2 separate regions of the Homo sapiens genome follow, and region 2 is linked to region 1. Evidence: chromatin contacts called from ENCODE Hi-C or POLR2A ChIA-PET data. All regions are on one chromosome and are shown on one strand. Each heading gives the region's core, a stretch centred on a gene start or an enhancer-like site at or near the end of the contact. The rest is flanking DNA. Distances are from core to core; before and after follow the strand shown.

Region 1 (6,712 bases), core at 1-2,500:
TTCTACATCATTTGTATTCTGCATGGTACGTACAATAGCAGACACCATCTGAGGAGAACGCATGATAGCGTGTCTGGAAGCTTCCTTTTTAGAAAGCTGATGGACCATAACTGCAGCCTTATTAACCACCACCTGTAATACAGGAATTCAGAAACATCGTTAGTTTTCAAGTACTGGTATTGGGTAGACATTCTGAAACTACTCCCCTTGAGCATTTACTTCAAAGCAGACTAAAAAGCTAGCTATGTCATTGCTTACCTGGTCCTCGTCATTTAGCAGTTTTGTCAGTTCAGGGATTGCACGTGTGGCAAGTTCTGCATCATCTTGATAGTTAATCAAGTTTACAACTGCATGTTTCAGCATCTGTGATGGTTCAGCCAAACGCTGGACATTAGTGGGATGAGCAGCATCAAACTGTGTAGATGGGATCTGCATGCCCTCATCTAATGTCTCAGGGAACATAGCAGCTCGTACCCTCTGAGCTCGAGTCATTGCATACTGTCCATCAATATCTGGAAAAGGTTAATTCAACACTCACTATCCACAGTTCAGCATTTACCTAAGTATTTGCTATCCTAAATGGTAAAAGTGACATTGCTATTACTCTCTTTTCTTCACCACAACATTTTATTTAAACTATTATACACTAACTTTTTAGTTCTCAAAACTGCATTCTGACTTTCAGTAAGGCAATGAAAAATAATACTCTTACCAGCTACTTGTTCTTGAGTGAAGGACTGAGAAAATCCCTGTTCCCACTCATACAGGACTTGGGAGGTATCCACATCCTCTTCCTCAGGATTGCCTTTACCACTCAGAGAAGGAGCTGTGGTAGTGGCACCAGAATGGATTCCAGAGTCCAGGTAAGACTGTTGCTGCCAGTGACTAACAGCCGCTTTTCTGTCTGGTTCCATGGCCATGTCCAACTCCATCAAATCAGCTATAAATACGAAACAGTATTAGCATTAGTAGATTGGAAATGTTACTTTAATTTAAAAAAAAAGAATCTGTGATATGACCCATTGAAATATTTTTAGAAATAAAGTCAAATCTGAAAGACAGCCAAGAAAAGCAGAATGATAGCCAGGGTTAGCTCAGTGATGAAATACCTAATCCCTTAGGGAACCACCTAACAGTTACTCACTGAATCAGTGGAAGAATGGTACTGCATCCAGGCTCCAGAAGCAGTCATCCAGACTAGATTCCTGCTGGTGGCTTGTTTGCTATTTCACCAAGCCATTAGGAGGAGTGAGCAGAAAATGGAGCAAAAGGTAGCCTGACAAGTAAGCAGGGAGAGAGGAAAGCAGGGGGATCTCAGCCAGACTGGCTTAATGGCAACGAAGCAGAGCCCCAATTCAGTAACTAAAGATTTAATGACACAAACCTTGAGTAGCCATTGTCCACGCTGGATTTTCAAAACAGTTGTATGGTATACTTCAAATACCCTAAAAAAAGTTAATCAAAAGTCATTAGGATTTAAATTTAGCTTGATTAATACTCCTAAGTCACTGGGATACCTGTTAAATGTCACTATTACACCCACAAAAAAAACCCATATCCTCTTTTACCAGGTTAGTGAAACGCAGACCTCATGGTCTCCTCCAGACACCTCAACCACAGCTCCATCACTGCTGAACTTCAGTGAAAACTCCTCCTTACCAAAAATGTCTTTTTATTAATAGTATAAATATTAATTATAGATATTCAGGATGGTGATGAAAAAGCACAGAGTTGTAATAATAAAAGCCAGGGAGGGGAAAACACTATTCAAAAATCAGCTGCTCTCTGAATTCCTAAAGGTCTCTCCTTTTTTAACCTTTCACAGAAAAATTCACAGATCCCCTTTGGATAACAGAGGTACAGTGGGATTTTAAAAACTCCACATTTTCTTTAACAAGTTGTTTTCTGATATAGTGCCATCAAAAATTATTTTTCATAAAGCAAATTTTGGTGACTAGAATAGCGAATTTTAGATTTTTTGGTACAAAGAAAAATTACTTTTCAAATGAAAGTTTGCAACACAAAAGCACCTTTATTAGTAAAATTTTTCTAAGTTCAAATTTACAGCAATGATTTATTATAAATACAAATATTACCAATATGGATACATATTTTGATCAATATTTTAAAAATTTATATAAATCTTATCATCTAATTTGTCCGTATTTTGCCTTTATTGTGCAATATTGAAAAAAACTGCATCACACAGGGAACTACTTGCAAATTAGAACAGTTTAAGGGCTCATGGCCTCTAGATATTTCTAATAACACGATTTCCTTTATTACAAAATCTGTCCCAAACAAGTTCATCTTGAACTATAAATTAACATATTGGGTATGTAAAGATATGGAATAAAATATTTAAGTGTGAACTATGTTTTGTTTTTTTTTGAGACAGAGTTTTGGTCTCTTGCCAAACCAGGCTGGAGTGCAGAGGTGCATACTGGGCTCACTGCAACCTCCGCCTCCCAGGTTCAAGTGATTTTCCTATCTCAGATGTGAGCCAACACCTGGCCTTAGTTTCTATCTTTTGACTGTCTTTAAAAGAGTGGCTATGTAACTACTTCACCACCTTTCTGAAAAATTGGTTCCCCACTCCAGCCTCCAATGTATTTCTGCAAAAGGAGACTCCAAACATGTTCTACACTGAGCTTCTCCTTTGGCCAATGTCAACAGACTCAGAAACCAACTGGTCATGTCTATAGGCTATATAGCTATTTCAGAAGTGCTTTGATACATCCGGCTTCCAGGAACATTTTTTTATAGTACTGTTTTTCCTTGTTGTTGATGCAAAGGCAAAACATTTACGCATATTACTGGGTAAACTCTGTGTGGGCTGACCTAGTAACTTGACCGCAATTTATAATGATTTCATTTTTACAATGGAAAAAAGCAAGTTCATGTTCCAAATTTACAATAGCCATTTGTACACTGGGACTTCCCAACATTACATATATATTTTTTAGCTTTTAAAATTTATGCAACATAAATAAAAATTCATCTTGCTCTTCACTGCAACCCTATGAGGTGAAGGAGGGTAAAAACCTATCAGTAGATAGAGAAGTAAAAACAAAGGGTAGAAATGGGGATCTAATTAGGTAACAGCATAGACTCACTCACCTTGTACCTGCTCTGGAGGCAGATCCACATATGCCAAAAAACTGAGCATTAACTGCTAAAGAAATCAAATAGACTGCCAAGCAAGACCTAGGGCAGAACCCTGCTCCGGAAAGGAAAAGGAAAGCCTTCCTCTTTCTTTTTCTGGCCTGAGCCTTTGGACTAAGGGCTGTCTCTCCTCCACCACACCCTGCCAACCATTAAGGGCCCAATTCTAGTGCTCCCAATTAGCCAAAACTTACCAATCACTTCAGGAAAATTTTTTTTTAAAGCAACGAAAAAACTGACTCCATAGAAACTGAGATAAAACTTGAAACTAGGGATAGGGTGGAGAGAGAAACAGAACACTTCAATTTAGTATCTCCATAAATACTGGAGAGAATAAATAAAAACAAAAAGTTGAATAGAAACTAAAATTGAGAAAACTGCCTAGAGTACAAAAAAATGACAAAGACAAAAAATACAACAGAAGAAATCACGATCAATTCAGGAGATCAAAGGTCCAACCAGTAGACATTTCAGAAAGAATTATGAAGAAACAAAAATGATAAAATCCACTAAGTACCAATCAAGAGGGAGGAGTGCTTAAAAATTATGAAGTACAATCATGCACTGCATAAGGACATTTCAGTCAAGATGGACTACATATGCTACAGTGGCCCCACAAGATTTTAATTCTGTATTTTTACTGGATCTTTTCTATGTTTAGGTAAACAAGCCAGGCGAAGTGGCTTGTAATTCTAACACTTTGGGAGGCGGGTGGATTGCTGCAGCACAAGAGTTCCAAGACCAGCCTGGACAACACAGCGAAATTCCATCTCTACAAAAAAATGTTAAAAATTAGCCAGGTGTGGTAGTATGTGCCTGTAGTCCTAGCCACTGGGGAGGCTGAGGCAAAGAGGATCACTTAGGAGTTCAAGGTTATAGTGAGCTATGATCACACCAATGCATCCAGCCTGGGCAACAGAGCAAGACCCTGTCTCTTAAAAGAATTTAAAAAAAAAAAAAAGGATACATAAATACCACTGTTTCAACTGCCTATAGTAACACGCTATACAGCTTTACACCCTAGAAGCAACAGGCTATACTATATAGGCTAGGCATGCAGTACACTATGCCATCTAGGTTTGTATAAGTACTACGCTAAATGTTTCAAGACACAGATTATCATTAAACTACAGACTACATTAGAATGCTGTGTTTTCCAACAGCTTTATCACCACCAAGTGATGTTTTGACAAAGAGGGGGCTAGCCAACTTCTCATGTATTTTCCATCCAGTCTAATGCATCCATGCATCTTTTTTTTGGCAATATGAACATAATACTCTTTCCAACTACAAGGATACTTCAAAATTCACCGTGCTATTTCCGATTTTAACCCTATAAATGTCTCCAGTCAAAGTCAATGGGAGAAATCTTGCCACAACTAATATATAATAGATTTCACACTGAAGTTATTTTTCCTCTTCCCATCAGGACAGAATTATCTTAATTACCTTAGTTTTCAGTAAGTTTGAGTATTATTAACTAGGAGTAAATCTGCTACATAAAAATATAAAGCAGACATATTTTAAAACCACAGTTTTATACTAGCAATTCATAATTCACTTTTCCAATAATCAAGATCCAAAGAATTATTCCCCGTTTTAAAGTTAGAAAGTGCTACTCTATTTCATAAGCATGATAAACTTTTGATACACCTTCAGGGATTTTTAAAAAGTTCTTAGTAAAATTTGTAAATCTAAAAACACATGCATATGCATTTTCATTAACTGTCACCAGTAATACTTTGCCATCTAGAAAATGTATGCAATTTCCTCAAATCTTCCTGTTTTAACACACTTCATGCAACACTAACATTTTAAGTTACAACTCACTCCAGGTTCTTTTCTGCTTTCTTCCTTCACAGCTTTCTTCGGGGAGGGGGGTGGGGTGGGTGGGTGAGGGTGTGGGTGTGGGTGTGGGTGTGTGTGTTCTCAAGGTGTCTTGTCATCCTCGAATAGTCAATAAGCATCAAACATCAAATGACCCTTGGTCCTCCAAACACTAAAATGTATGCCTTTGGTACTGTCTTTAAATAGGTACACAAATGGTTATTAGAAGTATGAAATCTTCTCAGGTAGGAAACAGAAGGTAAATGGAAAAAAAAAAGAAATAGGAAATCTCTTTATGGCTGGGAAAAATTAGTATGTTTCCAGAATGAGCTGTTCTTCATAACTGTCTTCCTTCCTCAGCCATAAATATATGCCTCAAATAAATTAATATTTTTATTTATCATCTCCATCATATGAGTCCACCACACAGTAAATGATGACATTTTGGTATGTTTGGTATATTAAACTCACTGCTATGTATTTTTAAAAATAAAAATATAAAATTCCTTGTGAAGACTATTATAAAATATTATCATCTGGATTGTATCGTATGTCTATACTATAAGCTACCTCCTCCATTCTGAGCTTGTTCTTCCCCATTTTGTCTATTATTCCAACAATGCTGCAATAAACACCTTTGCATATAAATAATTCTCTTAATTTCCCATATCACCAGAAGTTCTAGAAACACTGTTACTGAGTTTAAGGGTAAGAATTTTAAGTCCTTTCATGCATAGCTCCACAATACTGACAGATCATAAACTGAGATAATTTTCACAGAACATATTGAACATGCTGCCATCTTACCAAGGGCTTGTCAGCACCAGCTGTTATCTGACACAACTTTTAATAGATATGTCCACACATCTAACATACATACCATCACCCGCCCATCCTACAGGGTTTTAAATTCCAATAAGTTCATATGCTTATTTATTTGCTACATGTAATGTAGGCTTTTGGCTTGCCAGATTTTTGATGTCATCCTTTTATATTTTTGTGAAGTACATGTATACAGTATACATAAAAAGCCCCTTGATAGTCATTGATATAGCACATATAGGCCAACTGGATGTCTTAGAATATAATTTTACTGTTTAAAATAATTAGATTATGGTAACATCCTTTGCATGTGTGATTTATTGTTAGTCTCACCAATGAGTAACTCCACACAGCATCTTTGATCAGTAACATAATCCTAAAATAAATACTGGTACTTCAGGGGAAAAAAAAGACAATGTTTTTAAACAATCTTTCACTCCATCTCCAAGAACATATTATCACAAAAAGCAGACTGTTTTTCTCCAACTTATATTAACATAAGCAGCCAAAAAGACTGATAATGTTAAAGCACAGCTATCTCCTTTAAGATACATCCTGAATAGGCTTTATCTCAGAGGCACATTTTCTAAATAATTTTCACAGAATATACTGAATTTCCAAAATATAATTTTATACCAATTAAGTTAAAAAACAGAACAATGCTTCATATAGTTTATGAAGTAAAAGTATGCAAAGAATATACACTAGCTTCTTAATAGCGGGCTATCAATACAGGAGGCCTGGGGGCAGCAAAGGGAATAGGATGGAAAAAAGTATTAAATATGGCTGCAATTCGGCAAGGTGTGGTGGCTCACACCTGTAATCCCAACACTTTGGGAAGCCAAGGCAGGTGGATTGTCTGAGTCCAGGAGTTCAAGACCAGCCTGGGCAACATGGT
Region 2 (6,584 bases), core at 755-3,254, 450 kb after region 1:
GTGATTTTTGTGGTTTGGTGACCCTGGTACATTTTTCAGAGTGGCCTGGCCACACATTGGTACTGGTTGGTGCCTTTGGTTGGAACAGCCAGTTTCAATGTTGGTATGTGGGATAGCATATTACTGCAGCCCTGGGAGATATAAAGTGTATCTTCAGGGTCTTAGAGGCTAACACTGAGAAGCTGTAAGCTTTTCTTTTTCTTGGCTTTGATAGCAATGACCATTGACCTAACACCAGGAATCCTGTGTCTCCAGTGGAGAGTGAAACCAGGATTAAAGTGGAAAATCTTGGGGGCCCAGGTCACCACATGTACACTCCAGGGGTGCCTGTTGCATTCCTTATCTGTGAATGGAGCCTGCTGGGCTGACCATGGAGGACCTGAGGGAGGGGGCCGAGAGGTCAGACTGGCTGATTGGATGTCTGTGTTCCAGATTCCTGCATCCATGAGTCTGAGACATTCTTGCTCCTCACTGTATTCCATATGGTTGCCCCTCTGCCTTTATGGGGATACTCCTGACATTTATTGTCTCCTGCATGCCAGGCACTGTGTTGAGCTGTTGCACTACTGTTAACTTACTCAGTTCCCACTACAGCCAGCTGAGGTTTGTCTACCTTTCTGTCTATTGAGGGTCTCAGTGGGGTTGTGTATGTACACATGCAGATATATGTGTATGTGTGTGAATATACATACATGAATGTATATTGCGTGTATATGTATACATGAATATTCCAAATTGCAACAACTCTACCTACTTTATTGCCAGAAATTCTCATAACTTTTTCTCCAAAATACAAAGTGCTCACTGCTTTGGCCTGCGGAAGGGCTGGATGGCGGTAGCCTTACTTGAAACTGAGCTCAGCAACTTCTGGCTCCCAACATCCTTGCCAGCCTCTGGCTTCAGTTACTTCAGTGTCTGCCAGGCTGCTGGGGGGAAGGGAGAGTCAGCGATCTGTGGTGCTTTTTAAACCTTCTGGCAGGATCACAGGAATTTGGTTTTTACCAAACCATCCCCTCCCACTGGCACTGAGATCTTACTCCTCAACCCCACATTTACTGCTAAGCTGCCTGCTTCTGAAAGCTCAGGTGGAGACCCTTCTTTATTATCCTGAGGATTTCCCATGGTGAGAAACAGGACACTCATCCCTCTGTATCATCCTTGGTGAGGGGTGCTCCACAACTGACCGCCTGAGCCCCTAGTGTCACAGCTCATACACAGGTTACAACAATTACAGTACACAGTGGTGGCCATTTGGTCTGGCACGTGCCCTTGGGGTGGTGGATCTGGGCATATGCTATATCTGGGACCAGCAGTCCTCTCCAGTGAACCCTCAAGGAATGCGGTTTACTGATACAGATGTCCTAAGCCCTCAGGGAGGCAGCCCTCTCTTGTAACTACTTTCCTATAATTCGATTTACCTTTGAAACTCGATGTCAAGTGAGTGACCAGCATCCCAGTCCCTTTCTCCCAGAGTTTTCATGGCCTCTGGGAAAATTTTTGCAGCAGAAATTTATTAGGAAGGGAGATCTGCCCTCCTCTAGGAGGCATCATTTAGTCCCTAAATACTGAGTGTACTAGAAAAGAATACTGTACTCCACTCACCCACATCTTTTGATTCTTAGGCCTTCAGTCACCAAAATTTAGACTCTCGGTTAGAAAACTTTAGCTCAACGAGGTTAAGTTACTGGCCCAAGATGTTATGACTTATCAAGGGCTTTGCATCAGCCTGCATTGATTCTAGGACCAGCTGTGGCTATAAAGAAAAAGAAACCTCAGATGTGTTTGGAGCTCTTGGTACTATTCAGCTTCCTGCAGAAGCAGGGGAACAAGGATTTGAGGGCAAGTTGTTTATTCAGGAAATGATCTCAGAAAGCACCAGTCAAAAACTAGGGAAGTAAGAGAAGCAGAGAGAACAAGCAGGGTACATAAATAAGCAGGTTATCACGGGAGCAAACAGGGCTTTGAGGAAGCGCTGGAGACTGTAAAGGGTAGATCCTCAAACTCGTGCATGCGTCAGAATCACCTGGAAGGGATATTGAAACTGACTGCTGGGCCCCACCCTCAGAGTTTCTGATGAGTAGGTCTGAAGTGAGTGGGACCTGAAAATCTGAATTTCTTTTAGGTTCCCAGGTGATGCTGATGCTGCTGGCCCTGGGACCATACTTTTGAGAGTAACAGTGAAGCACATGCCTCAGAGTGGTCCTGCCTAGGGGTAAAGAATTGCATATTCATCTGCCACTTCTCATCTCTCATTGGCTGAAGGCTGCTCCTGGGATGGTTAACTCCTTGGTGCCTTGTGTACCCACCATGCATAGCCCTGTAGCCAGAGGAAGCACTCAGGCACCGCTGTAAGGAGCCACAGAGCGTCAGAGAACAGAGAGTGCTGGGGCCACACCACCTGAAGGAATGGTGTATCTCTGTGGCCCCAGGTCATAATATCCTAGTTAGGGAGGCAGAAAGAACACTAAATCATAGTGACAAAAAAAGCACTAGTGTTCCAGCTGCTCTTGCACTCATGGTTGTGTGACTTCAAGCAAATCTCTTACCCATTCTAGGACCCCAGCTAGAAGATTTCCAAGGTCATGCCTGTCTTGAAAATCTCAATTTTCTGTCCACAAAAGCCTTGCAGCCTGACAATTAAATCCAAGTTATCACATTCAGTCACAGCCTGTGAAAACGTTCAGCCCCAACCAGAGTTCTGAGAAAGCAGAGGTTTGAGAAAGCACCAATGTTCACATTTGTTGCCCCTGCCCAGTCTTTCCCTGCAAGGTGCTACTTTGCTCAGGCAAGTGTTGCCCCCAGAGTGCCAAGCAGTGTGCTCCACTGCTCTCAGGCTCCCTAGGGTGGGCATCCTGGGTGGGGCTCTCAGCCCACTGGCCCACAGGCACCAGGCTCACTGCCTTCCTCTAAGTCCTTGGCAGGTGTATCAAACATTAATGAGCCATGTAGTCTCAATCAAGGAGGGCTATAAAACTATGCATTTTCTTTTAATGAGTTATGCAGTTAAAACAATAAGCTGCTTAAGCTCTTCATTTGGGGTAGGATGATGCATTAGGGCAGACTTAATTGTTCTCCTACCTCCCGCCCTTTCCCTGAACAGCCTGGCAATGACCACTGATTGCTGGTTGAACTTTCTGGGCACCTGGTCATAAAAAGTAAACCCAGGCTTTCCCATGGTACTGGAAAGGGCAGCTGGTGTAGAGGAAATCCATGAGGCTCACTCGCAGATAAACTAATGTAGTGGGCATCTGTGGGTTTATCTTCTAAGTAGCCAGATGCCCTTTTGTCAGAAACAGTTCCCAAATTTTCCTTGGAAATCTCACACCTCCCCCTTCTTAATCCCAAAGGTTTGAGACAGTGAGGCCCACCTGATCCCAGCCAAATCAGCATATTTCATAACTCCAGTCCAATGACTAACTCAGAGATGAGCACATGACCTAAGTCATCACATCAGAGTTTATCCTGGGACTTCTACTGAGTCAACCAGGAAAGAGACACTTTGTTTATGCTAAACCTGGAGCTGTAAGGATGAGCATGTGAAGTTTCCAGGAGTCACCATGACAGAGAGCCTGCCTGAGAATGAATGCAATCTGAAAGGCAGCGGAGCCAAGAGCAGGGGAGAGGCAGCTTCTTAGGGACATTTTTCAAGGGCCTTGATCCAATTGTCCCTGATAACTGTGCCTACCCTTAGGCTTTTCAGGGATGTAAGCCAACAAATAACCTTTTTTCCTCAAGACATTCTGTGTCTTGCATCTGGAAGAATTGGGTCTAGCATATTTGTGTTCACGTTATACCCACTCCTGCCACAGCTAACTGCGTAACCTTAGGTAAAATCCTGACTCCCACCCTCCAAGACCTCCACTCCTGCTGTGCCTCTCAGGGGCCTCTTCCAGTGGGGACATTCCACAATTTGAGTCCCAGGGCTATATCACCCTTCAAAGAAACTGCAGAAAATCCCAGGATTAAGATTCTGGATCTGTTAATTCTCTTGGTACAGCCCTTATCTCTGGAAGGGCCATATCATCACCATGCTTGACTCATGAAAACTCAGAGGTGCTTTGGAAAATCTCATAGCAACCTCTTCCATTTTTAAGATTTCCCTTACAACTCCGAGTATAAAATCTCATGCTGCCATAAATACCTTTTATTGCTTGTCTTCAAATCATGGCGTGGAAAGCCATCAGAGTAGCAGGAATTCATTATTTCAGTGAATAATTGGAAGGCCCAGACCTTCACTGAACATCACTGTAAGAGAAGGGCAGGGGACTTGGAGTTTTTCCATGCCCATCCCCCATGTGGTCCACCATCTCTCCTGCTCCCTCAAGTAGCAATATCCTGTCCTCTTTCAAGGTTCACTTGCAGATAGCACCTTTCTGAATCCAATCCATGTTCTCCTGGGCAGGACCAGATGTCTTCTTTGTTGGAGGTCCTCTTCCTCTGTCTCAGGAATCCAGAGAGTGAGTAGGGAGTCCAAGGTCACGAGTACAGCCCTTCAAGGTCATCCTGTGACCTAACCTGCCATCTTTGTGTTTCCTTTGTCCCAAAGTAGACCTGGCCACCTTGGTAGACCTGGCTGTATGTGTGTGGGTGTGTACAAGCACATACACATATGTGTGGTTCTTTTTGCTAAGAGACCTGAGCACAGTGCCTGAAGACCTTCCCACACTATCAGAAGGTTAGGAGAAAGGTATAGGTTGGGGTCATGCTTCTCATAAAAGTGCTATCTGTTTATAAGCATGTGATTGGTTGCCACTTGGATGGGAAGTTACTTCGTTCCTCCTGCCCCATGAAAGTGGCTGAAAGTTCCTTGCCTGACACCTGACCTGCTGCCAAGCTCTCTTGGGTCTCCCAAGTTTTGTGATGACAGGTCCCTGTGCCAGGTCACCCTTGTTAATTCCCTAACATTTCAAACAGAAATGCATCCCAGGTTGTACTTCCTTTCAAAACATGTGTCACCCTAATCATATAGAAAACTGGTGGACACAAGGTTTGATCACATTTTTATATCCAAGCTCTGATTTTAAATCCAAACTAAGGAGACACTAATGTATGGAAACTTGAGGACCCTCAAAATCACTTTTTCCCTTCTTTGTAACTTGACCTTTAGTCTCTTCCAATTTTTTTTCCTCTTAACCTTGAAAGATCTTCTAAGTTCATGTTAACTTAATTTAACATGTTTAATAACTATATGCCGCTTCTGTCTTTTTGGGAGGAAGAAAGCTTGTGAGTGTCCCAAGCTCGTTGTCCTATGTTTAGGGTCTTCTCCACCATTTTATTTCTCACAATAGAAGCCAATAAGCCATGCAGGTAGGGCACAAGCCAGTGGTCAGGGCTTGGTCACCCACACTCTCTAGACTTTCAGTTGGAAGTTGGCCACCCAAAGAAGCAGAAACAGAGGAAAATTTCTTTTGATGATGGTGGGGGTGGTGTGAATGCAGAATTCAGAAGCCAGTGACCCATTCACATTAGCAGGGGCATCCCCCATTACACACCTATTTCTGTGGCACAAAACTGGCTGTGGTTCTGTCAGTGAAGCTACCATCTATCCACATACAACCCCAAGCCTGAGTCTCTAGAGCTCTCAGGGATCCTGTCAGCTACCCAATATTCTTTCAGTGAATTTCTTTTCCTGGTCATATCACTCAGAGTCTATTTCTGTCATATGCAACTAAGAGCCCCGGTCGTGAACCTGCTACTGCTTTCTCTTCCTGCCTCCCTCAACAAAAAACCCCTTCTGTCCATTGCTGGCACAACCCTTCATGATCTGGTCCATCTCCCCTGAGGCAGCACATATATCCTCAGCATCCCCTCTGGGGTCCCACCATACCCAGACGTATCTCACATCACACCAAATTAGGAACACTTACCTGTCTGTTTTGTTGCCAGAAGTATCACCCAAGTCATTGATAGAGAAGAGATGATACCTTCTACCCCATGCCCATCCACAAACTCAACCTGTTCTGCAAGGCTTTTCTCTGTGGCACTGAACTGGGGGCAGCTGGGCGTTTGTGTCAAGGTTGGTAGAATCGTCTGTACTTTATAGCAACTCAAAAGAGAAACAGAAGTGGCTTGGCTTACAGACCTAAGAACTCTGCTCAGAGTCCTGAAATGAGTCCAGCTTACTCACAACCCAACAGTATTCAAGCCAAGAGTCCCAAGAGATCCTCTTATTACATTTTTGGGCAAAGTGAGACCTACCAGGAAAGTGGTTTACTCTGAGTCACATGTCGAGTTAGCAGCTGCTGATTTTAGAACTTTGGAAACCCTCAACTCAGTTAATCAAGCATTTGTCACACCCTATCAACCCACTAAAATCCTTTTCTTCTTCTTCAAGCCTTTCTTTTTCTTCATTTAGACAGATCTATCAATTAAATTCTCTTCTTTCCAAGGGCCAAACACATCTCTTTTCATAAAAATAATTTTTTAATAAAAAAATCTTTACTAGAGATTATCACATGTATTTTTCTTTCTTATCAGCCTTTGCATATTCTTTTTAGGGCCCGATCAAAGCTTCAGCTTTTCCAAAGAAGGAGCAAGAATGGATCTTCTAACCCAATATCCTCAAGATTGGGAAGAGTGTCCGG

What was found. A loop is a pair of places that touch in the nucleus more often than their neighbours do. ChIA-PET counts read pairs that join two places held with the same protein, here RNA polymerase II (POLR2A). Pooled maps may share reads with other maps.
Region 2: a loop to region 1 is called in a map of ascending aorta, with 2.8 times the contacts of the local background. The contact joins two enhancer-like sites. A Hi-C loop is called at or near these places in 1 of 168 maps with a recorded cell type or tissue (ascending aorta) and 2 of 50 pooled maps. POLR2A ChIA-PET finds 5 or more read pairs at or near these places in 1 of 52 experiments (activated CD4-positive, alpha-beta T cell).

Annotation. Positions count from the first base shown.
Region 1 is chr3:41,218,754-41,225,465 of GRCh38, reverse strand. CTNNB1 (catenin beta 1) reads right to left here. Exons shown (of 15, transcript NM_001904.4): 2 at 1,385-1,445; 3 at 713-940; 4 at 259-512; 5 at 1-132. The coding sequence starts at 1,397. Among named protein-coding and RNA genes, the nearest start is that of CTNNB1, 23 kb to the right of the region's middle. RefSeq lists an enhancer at 1-1,058. Within about 2 kb of position 1,250, at least 3 of the 41 ENCODE cell types and tissues checked have a DNase peak (open chromatin) inside an H3K27ac peak, as active enhancers do; they include ascending aorta, where a contact is called at or near this core.
Region 2 is chr3:40,765,636-40,772,219 of GRCh38, reverse strand. LOC105377043 (a long non-coding RNA gene) reads right to left here and starts at 6,013. Exons shown (of 3, transcript XR_007095885.1): 1 at 5,868-6,013. RefSeq lists a silencer at 3,536-3,736. Within about 2 kb of position 2,004, at least 7 of the 41 ENCODE cell types and tissues checked have a DNase peak (open chromatin) inside an H3K27ac peak, as active enhancers do; they include ascending aorta, where a contact is called at or near this core.